Regions from separate parts of the Homo sapiens genome. Here region 2 is linked to region 1. Evidence: read pairs that join two places in POLR2A ChIA-PET (ENCODE). Cell type or tissue: GM12878. All regions are shown on one strand. Each heading gives the region's core, and the rest is flanking DNA. Links, peaks and the distances in the headings are about the cores only.

Region 1 (4,409 bases), core at 210-4,209:
GATTGTATATTCCATCTACTGAGATAGGGGAAAACTGCCTTGGGGCTGGAGGTGGGACATGCGGGCAGCAATACTGCTCTTTAAGGCATTGAGATGTTTATGTGTATACATATCTAAAGCACAGCACTTAATTCTTTACCTTGTTTATGATGCAGAGACCTTTGTTCACGTGTTTACCTGCTGACCTTCTCTCCACTATTATCCTATGACCCTGCCACATCCCCCTCTCCGAGAAACACCCAATAATGATGAATAAATACTAAGGGAACTCAGAGGCCGGCGGGATCCTCCGTGTGCTGAACGCCGGTCCCCTGGGCCCCCTTTTTTCTTTCTCTATACTTTGTCTCTGTGTCTCTTTGTTTTCCAAGTCTCTCGTTCCTCCTAACGAGAAACGCCCACAGGTGTGGAGGGGCAACCCACCCCTTCAAAAAAAAAAAAAAAAACCAAACAAACAACAACAACAAAAAACAGATGTTGAGAGCACAACAAGTAGAAATATACAAATCCACAAATACAAAAGATTATAAGATAAATATCTTAGGAAATGGAGAGAACAACCAGAAATAAAATATCAGGAACCGTATAAAAAATGTAATGCACCTCAATCTCTGAGCACTTTCAACTTTAAGTTTATTCATTTTAGTATCCTGATTCTAACACTCTTTCATTCCCACTGCAAATTCCCATTCATTGATTCTATCACATTTACTCAAACCTGTGACGTCCTCTCTCCTCTCCTTACAGGGCTGAAATTCCATGTTAATCATTGTAATCACCGGGTTGCTGACCATCTCAATTACTGACCCTTGTCTTTCTTGGTCATAGACCATTGACAAAAACACAACTCTGGTCAAACATAAGGCACTGCTTTTCTCTGTACCTGCATTAGGTAGATGAATTTGGAGGGGAACTAACACCAGAATATGCAGACTTGCCACTAATTCACATAGATGAATGCTTTTACTCCTGTCTAAGGTCAAATCTCTAACTTGCACACCAGATCTGAAATCTTACCTTCTCAAGAGCATCACTCCACCAATTCTTCTTTCTCTGACTCTTTAGTCATCTGTTCTTTCTCCTCTTTGCACCAAACTTTTCTTGTCTGCATGTTGTGTCCCCAATTAACTGTTTCTCTTTTTTAAATTTATTTTTGTTTTTCATTTTTTAATTTTTCATTTTTCTATGGAGCCACAAGCATGTAAAATTTAAATATTACACACATTTTGATTTTGTATCCCCAGTTAACTCTTTCTCTGTTTTATTCATTTCTTTTTGTTGTTGTTTTTCATTTATTTTGTTTTCCTTTTTTATTGTTTTTCATTTCTTTTCTATGAAGCCCTCACACATGTAAAATTTAAAATATTAACATCAATAAAAATTGTAAACTTTTTCTCCTGTTTGCCTGTCTTTTGTCAGTTTAATTCACAGGCCCCAAAACAGAACCTGAGAAGATAAAAGCAAAGTTTGTCCTCCCCAACAATATCAATAGAAGTTGAAGCACATTTGACAAATTATAACATTCATTCATGATAAAAAAATTTCAGCAAACCATAAATAAAAAGGAACTTTACCAACTTGATAAAAAGCATCTATAGAAAACCTGCATATAACATCAGGCTTAGGGAAATGCCAGTTAAAACCCAGGAAATACCACTTTACCACCTAAAATGGTTAAAGTAAAGGGACATTAACACATTTTAGTGAGGATGTGGAGAAATTAGAATCCTCATACACTGCTGGTGGAGCAGCCATTTTGGAAAACAGTCTGATAGTTCCCCAAACAGTTAAGCAGAGTTACCATATGACCCCAAAATTCCACTCATATGTATACACCCATGACAAGTAAAACATGTGTACACACAAAAACTTGTATAATAATCATAGTGTCATTAATCACAATAATATAAAAGTGGAAACAACCCATAAGTACATCAACTTATGGATGGATTAATGAAATGTGATATATCCATACAATGGAATATTATTCAGCAATAAAAAGAAATGAAATAATGATACATGCTGCAACATGGATGAAATTTGAAAGCAGTATGCTAAGTAAAAGAAGCCAGACACAAAGGACAACATATGGTATGATTCTACTTGCACAAAAAATCCACAATAGGCAAATCTATAAAGAAAAAAGATTTATGGTTACCTAGGGCTGAGTTTACCAAAGAGAACCAGGGAAAGAAACAGTAAAGAAGATTTCTCCTGGGATCAGAACAAACCTCAAAGACTTTCGCTAAAAACCACATTTCCAAAGGGACTGAAATTTAAATGGATCAGGCTACAGAACAATGTATACTCTAAGGCATTGTGAAAACAAAGAGCTCTATCAGCAGGCAATTAGTGAGCCTAAAAAGGTGTGATCATAGAAAAAGATAGTCAAAGATAGCCCTACTAAAACCACTGTCATCTCAGGATGACTGTGCACATGCTGAAGTTCATGTGCACATGCTCAAGTTCAAGAACAACATCAGGGGCTTTCTGCTAGGGGGTGGGGGACAACTTCAATAAAATAGTCTAGCCAAGTCACTAAACAAACAAGCAAGCAACACCAACAGTAAGTCCACAGGAGATCAATATTCAGTGTTACTACAATATATTATCTAAAATGTCTAGTTTTCTACATAGCATAACATAACAAGGAGGGTGATGTCAGTGAAAATGGCAGAGTAACAACCACCAAAATTTCTCTCCTCCAAAATATCAACAAGGATAATGGCAATAATAGTTAGAATCAACATTTTCAGAACTATAGACATAACCCAAAGGCTTATAGCTAGCCAGAAAATATTTATTCAAGAAAACATGGCTGAATCAATAAAAATAGCAAGCTTTATGGCATTTTAACTTGCCCTAGTTCCATTCTCCACTCTCTAGCTCTGGCGCAACTTAAGAAACTAATGGGTCGTGTTGAAAGTGAAGCCTGACAGCTGACAGAGTTGCAGAACAGAGCTGGAGCTCTTACAAAGCTTAATTCCCAAAGAATTGTCATTATTTGACCCATCTGTTGGCTCTCTGGAAGATCTCACTCGCAAGACTCCTTGTTTTTGAACTGACTTGAGGTTCACTTAGTACAAAAAGCTTTTTCTCTAGTGACATTTGTAAGGGATGTTTTATAATGATAAAAGTGTCAATCCATCAGGAAGATAAATTATAAAAGCAATTTTATTTCTATTCACTAACAATGTATCATTGGAACATGAAATTAAGAAAACAATTCCATTTATAATAGCATCACAAAGAAGAATATACTTAGGAATAAGTTTAACAGAAATGCAAGAACAAAGTTGAAATAATTACACTACCTGATTTCAAGCTGCAGCAATCAAGATAGTGTAGTATTGCTTTAAGACTAGACAAAATTGTTCAATAAGGAAAAGAAAGTCTTTTCAACAAACGCTGCTGAGATAACTAGATTTTTAAAAATATACATTTAAACAATGAAATGAACACTGTCTCCTATCTCATGCCATAAACAAGCATTATTTTGAAATAGGTAACAGACCAGAATACTAAGCAAAAACTATAAGACTTCTAGAATAATACATGGGATAAGGTTTTGGTAACTTTGGGACAGGCACAGTTTTATTACATAGGACCAAAAGACATGAACCATAAAGAAAATACTGATAAACGTCATCAAAGTTAAAATCTTCTCCTCTTTGAAATACAACATTGCAAAAATTAAAAGGCAAGTCACAGACCGAAAAAACTATTTGCAAAACGTATATCCAACAAAGGCTTTGTATCTTAAACATATAAAGACCTCTTATAATTCAATACACAAACAACCTAATTGTTAAAGGGAATAAAAGATTTAAATGGACATTTTACAAGAAAATACATGTTGAATGGCAAAATATGTAAAGATACTCAGCATCATTAGTCATAACATAAATGCAAAGAAAATAACAAGTTACCACTATGCGTCCATTATGATGGCTAAAATTAAAAAGACTCACTGCCAAGTGTTGCTATTAAATGTCTTATAGTTGGAAACAAGTAATTAATTACGGCCCACTTTCAATGCTGGAGATGGCTCAAAGGAATAATACCAGGAGGTAGGGATCACTGTGGGCAATCTTAAAGGTTCCCTACCACAACAAATACATGGGTAAACAAATTGTGGTGTATTTCTACAATAGAATACTCCTTAACAATAAAAAGGAACTAAATATTCATACATGCAACAACATGATTGTATTTCAAAAATGTTATTCTTAGTCGAAGAGGCCAAACATAAATGAGTTCATTCTGTATGATTCCATTGGAAACCAAAGGGTTAAGCTGGTTAGGTCTGCCAAACTTAGCCTGCCCTACTTGCCTGTGGTTGCTTGCTTTTTGATATTTTTTCATAAAGCTGAAGGTCATGGTAGCTGAAGGCTGCACTGCTGAAGGCTAAA
Region 2 (4,409 bases), core at 111-4,110, 58 kb before region 1:
CCAAAACTCCCCATGGGGACAGTGGCACTGTCTGCCATTCAGAATGACTGTGTAAAGCCTCTTTTCAGAAGTGCCGTGACTGAGAGAGGGCAGTATCTTTGGGAAAAGGGAGCAGGAGCTTCCAGATGGGCATCAGGGATACTCCAGTCTTGTCTATGGGGGTTCTCTGCAGGAGCTGTTAGCTTCAGGGCTCCTGAACAGGAGTCTTCTGAAGTTTTCTGTCTCCCTAGGGTACTTGGGTTGGTGGTTGCCCTTCCTTTCTCTGTCTCCTTGGTTTTGTTTACTATATAAGATTTTATCTTCATGTGGTCTAGACATTTGCTGCTGAATACAGTCACTACTAGTCATGTACAGCTCTTGAGCCCTTGAAATATGGCCAATACAAATTGAGATCTGCTGTAAGTATGAAATACACACCACATGCAGAAGACTTGGTATGAAAAAAGTAGGTGAAATATCTCACTAATAATTGTTCATATTGATTACATGTTGAAATCCTGATTGTTTGCACTGGATTAAGTAACACGTACTATTAAGATTGGCCTTACTTTTTAAAAAATTTATTCATATGGCCACTAGAAAATTTAAAATTACATGCATGATTCTCATACAATTCTACTGGGCACTGTTGGTCTAGACTTGAGAGTGATGGTTCTGGCATTTCCCCCAGGTTGATATGCATGACATGCTCTTGGAAGAACTGGCACCAGTGGGAACGGCACACATACCACCAACCATGCACCTAGAGTCACCTGCACTCCAGGTAATGGGACCTGCCCAGGAGGCCCCAGTAGCAGAGGCATGGATCCCACAGGCAGGGCCACCGGAGCTGAACTATGGTGCTACTGGAGAATGTCAGAACTTTCTGGACCCTGGTAAGGCAAGGGTTTCTCTCCTTTCTTTTGTTTCTGTTTTGAGAGTTCAGGAACTCTCAAGGGTTGGGGTTGGGTTAGAAACACCAATTACTCAATGGAAATTGACCACTCAGATAAAGAAGAGGAAAAAGTCTCTCTGGGAATAGTAGGGAACAAAGCACTTTGGATAGAACCCTGGGATTAGGAACCCTTTAAGCTAATGACCCTGATAAGGAGTCTTTTGATCAAGAATGTTACACAGGAAAACTATGGGAGTTTGGATTCTGGATAAGGACTCATTTCTCAGCCCAATTTTAATCAACAGGAACTGTGATGTGGTGGGCCCCAAGGGCCTCGGTTGCTTTTATGGCATCAGAGCCTTATTCAAACTTAATACTTTAGTAATATAGTCTATTTAGATCCTGTAAGATCAACCACTTACTGCAGTCTAAAGGAAATATCTACCTCATTAAATCAAAACCTATTACAGTGTTTTTCAAACTGTAGTAAGCAGACCATTTGCAGCATGAACACCACAGGTGCATGTTTAGCAAGCTCTGCAGGTGAGTGCTACACACACTAAAGTTTGAGAATCACTGGCCCAGACACCACAGGGATTAGTTCTAGAAGGAGAAAGTCCAAGTGGAGAAAGGCAGCACGATCACATAGTCCAGTTGCTCCTATATTTTATTCCCCTTTGGGGTTTTCTATTTTTTTTTTTTTTTTTTCTGAGACGGGAGTCCTGCTCTGTCGCCCAGGCTGGAGTGCAGTGGCGCAATCTCGGCGCACTGTAACCTCCACCTCCCAGGTTCAAGTGATTCTCCTGCCTCAGCCTCTCAAGTAGCTGGGATCACAGGCATGCACTACCACACGTAGAGACGGGGTTTCACCATGTTGGCCAGGCAGGTCTTTAACTCCTGACCTCAGGTGATCCGCCTGCCTTGGCCTCTCAAAGTGCTGGGATTACAGGCGTGAGCCATTACACCCGGCTTCTCCTTTGGGGTTTTCTTACCCAGTGTTCCCTGTACCTCTTCTACCCCTCACATTAAAGCTTTGGCCCGAGTGTGGCCAGAATCCTCTCCCCGACTCCCCCAGGTACTGTTTCAACATGTTCGCACGTTCAAGAGACTGTTAAATACTGAGACCACAGAAGACACATAAAAAATGAAAATAAGAACTGTCCAAGTTATAAAATATAAATGTCTGATCCATCCATAACTAGCTCAGTACCCAGGATTAGGAACCATGCCCCTTTCCACATCATATTAATATCATTTATTCATTTGTACACTATCTACGAGCACCTTTGAGGAGCCAGACACCATGCCAGACCCTGGGGATTCAGTAGCACACAAGGTTGGAAAGCAGCTCTGGTCATCTTGGAGATTACAGTTCAGTGGACAATTCAGATATGTTAGTAGGACGTTTTGTCCTGTATGTAACAGAAATCTGACAGTAAATGGTATGTTGGGAGGAATAGGATGCCCAGGAGCATGGAGGAGGGCCACCTAACCAGCTTTTGGCTGAGAGGGAAGTCTGGAGGAAGGAGGATCTGGGTTAAAACCTACAGGATGGATCAAAGTGAGCCTGTGGAGTGGTGTACATGGGAAGCGGAGAGGGCTGGGATCAAAAGCAACAACATGTGCAACGTTCTGAAGGCAGAGAGAAGACCTCCTGCTGCAGTGCAAGGGACATAGAAGAGCAGTGGGGCAGGAGTGGCAATAGAAGAGGCTGGAGAGAGAAGCAGGGTCCTGGGTCACGAAGAACTTGCAGCCTCATGGAGAAGTCACACTTGATTATCAGGGAAGTGGGGAACCATTTTGAGGTTCTCCAGTACCAGAATGATACACACAAATTTGCATTTTAGGAGATTATTCTGGCTATAGTAGGAATGGATACATACTACTGAAAGCAGGGACCCCATTTGGGAGGTTGTTGCCATCATTCAGGTGAGAAGATGTTGTTCTAGAGCAAGGGCATGTTGGTGATGATGGAGTGAAAATGTAATTCAAAAGATACTTAGCAGGTGTGAAATATAGAGCTTGGTGATTGGGTGTCAGGGTGATGGAGAAGAAGGGAGTAAGGATGGAATCCAGGTTTCTGGCCATTGAACTGGGTAGATGGTAATGTTATTCACTGACATGACAAACAAAAGAGGAAGATCAGATTCGGTGGGTCAAGTTGAGTTTAGATTTGAACATACAGAGTTTGAGGTGCTTATGGGTCTCCAGCATATTTTTAAATAAAAGTGACAAAAGAGGAAAACTTTACAAGTATGCATATTGTGGTCAAAGCAGAACTATATATTGCCATTTATGTTCCAAGCTTTACATCATCTACATTTCATAGTCTATTGAGGAATTCTAAAAAAAAAAAAAAAAAAAAAAAAAAACAAAACCGGGTTTATGTGTATATGCCTGGAACAAGTAGTAAAACTTAGCTAGTAATATTTTGAAGTATAACTCTTTCTGCATTTGCATTCTGATTCTCCATGTTAATTCGCTCCTTTTGTCAACACTGCAGGTACAAATACCACATAGTAGCAATATTTATCTGGTGTTAATATTTTGCTCTCTAAAGCACATGGAAATCTAGTATATTTAACAAAGGATAGGTAGAATTAATTAATTTAACAGATAAAAATTACAAATTGGAGGACAGGAAATTATCCTTTTCTTATCACCGTTTAAAGTGATATATTATGCTTTGAAAAATGTTGCAAGGCTTATTTTATTATTTAAAGGTTACTTAAACTTTTACTTTAAACAAAAGTATATTTGATGTATTACATGAAATACATTCTATTGTGGACTGAATGGAAAGCACAAGATGCCAGCTGAGTGGAAAAGAAATTCAAAAGTAATGGAAGAAGTCAATTGATTTTATATTAATGTTTGGAACCTATTTCCTATGAGCAAAAAATTAGGTTGTTGAGTATATATGAATTGTGCATATATATTTTTTCATGTAATATAACTGAAAACACATATACACATTCATTGCAAAATAAAAGAGAACTTAAGTGAACAATATAAAGTGACCTAAGGAAGACATAAACTTTAAAACAAAATCCCTTATTTGAATTCATGCTGGACACTTTGATGCCAGAGATAGGCAATAATATTAGAATGTATGCAATCAGAAAGAAAAGAGGCAAGGAGACGCTAGTCTTAAAAACATAAAATATATCATGCTTATCTTTGAAAATATGGAGTTCAAAATTCGTACACCAAAACTGGATTGCATTTTGAGTTGTCAAAGCTTTGGGTTTTTCATTTCAATTGATGAGGTTTCATTTGGAATGTGTGTGAAATGTAAAAGATCACATCTTTTTGGTGATGAAGAATATGAGAGATGAAAATTTAAAGTAAAATACAGGACAAACAAATGCTGTCTAGAAAGCATCAGAAGATTCTTATAACTTAAACTTCTTCAGATTATTCTACTATACCAAAAAATTTACCATAAGCTAATATCTAACCCCCAACTATAGTAATGACATTTCTTGGTGTAGTGAAGCTCTTACGAGACAGTCTTTGCTAATGGGGTTTAATG

Evidence for each region. ChIA-PET counts read pairs that join two places held together with the same protein. Peaks named below come from ENCODE experiments on the same cell type or tissue, not always from the same donor. Only the 100,000 strongest peaks of a DNase experiment are listed, where the experiment ranks them.
Region 2: POLR2A ChIA-PET joins it to region 1 with 8 read pairs; 9 of 35 experiments call an interaction of 5 or more read pairs at or near these places.

What each region holds. Positions count from the first base shown.
Region 1 is chrX:135,406,640-135,411,048 of GRCh38, forward strand. No RefSeq gene overlaps it. Among named protein-coding and RNA genes, the nearest start is that of SMIM10L2A, 13 kb to the right of the region's middle. RefSeq lists an enhancer at 2,109-2,611. In GM12878, for the core only: no CTCF peak of the experiment used is centred there; a DNase peak (open chromatin) is centred at 2,312.
Region 2 is chrX:135,348,440-135,352,848 of GRCh38, forward strand. It overlaps ZNF449 (zinc finger protein 449), which reads left to right. Exons shown (of 5, transcript NM_152695.6): 3 at 671-875. Among named protein-coding and RNA genes, the nearest start is that of ZNF449, 5.8 kb to the left of the region's middle. In GM12878, for the core only: no CTCF peak of the experiment used is centred there; no DNase peak of the experiment used is centred there.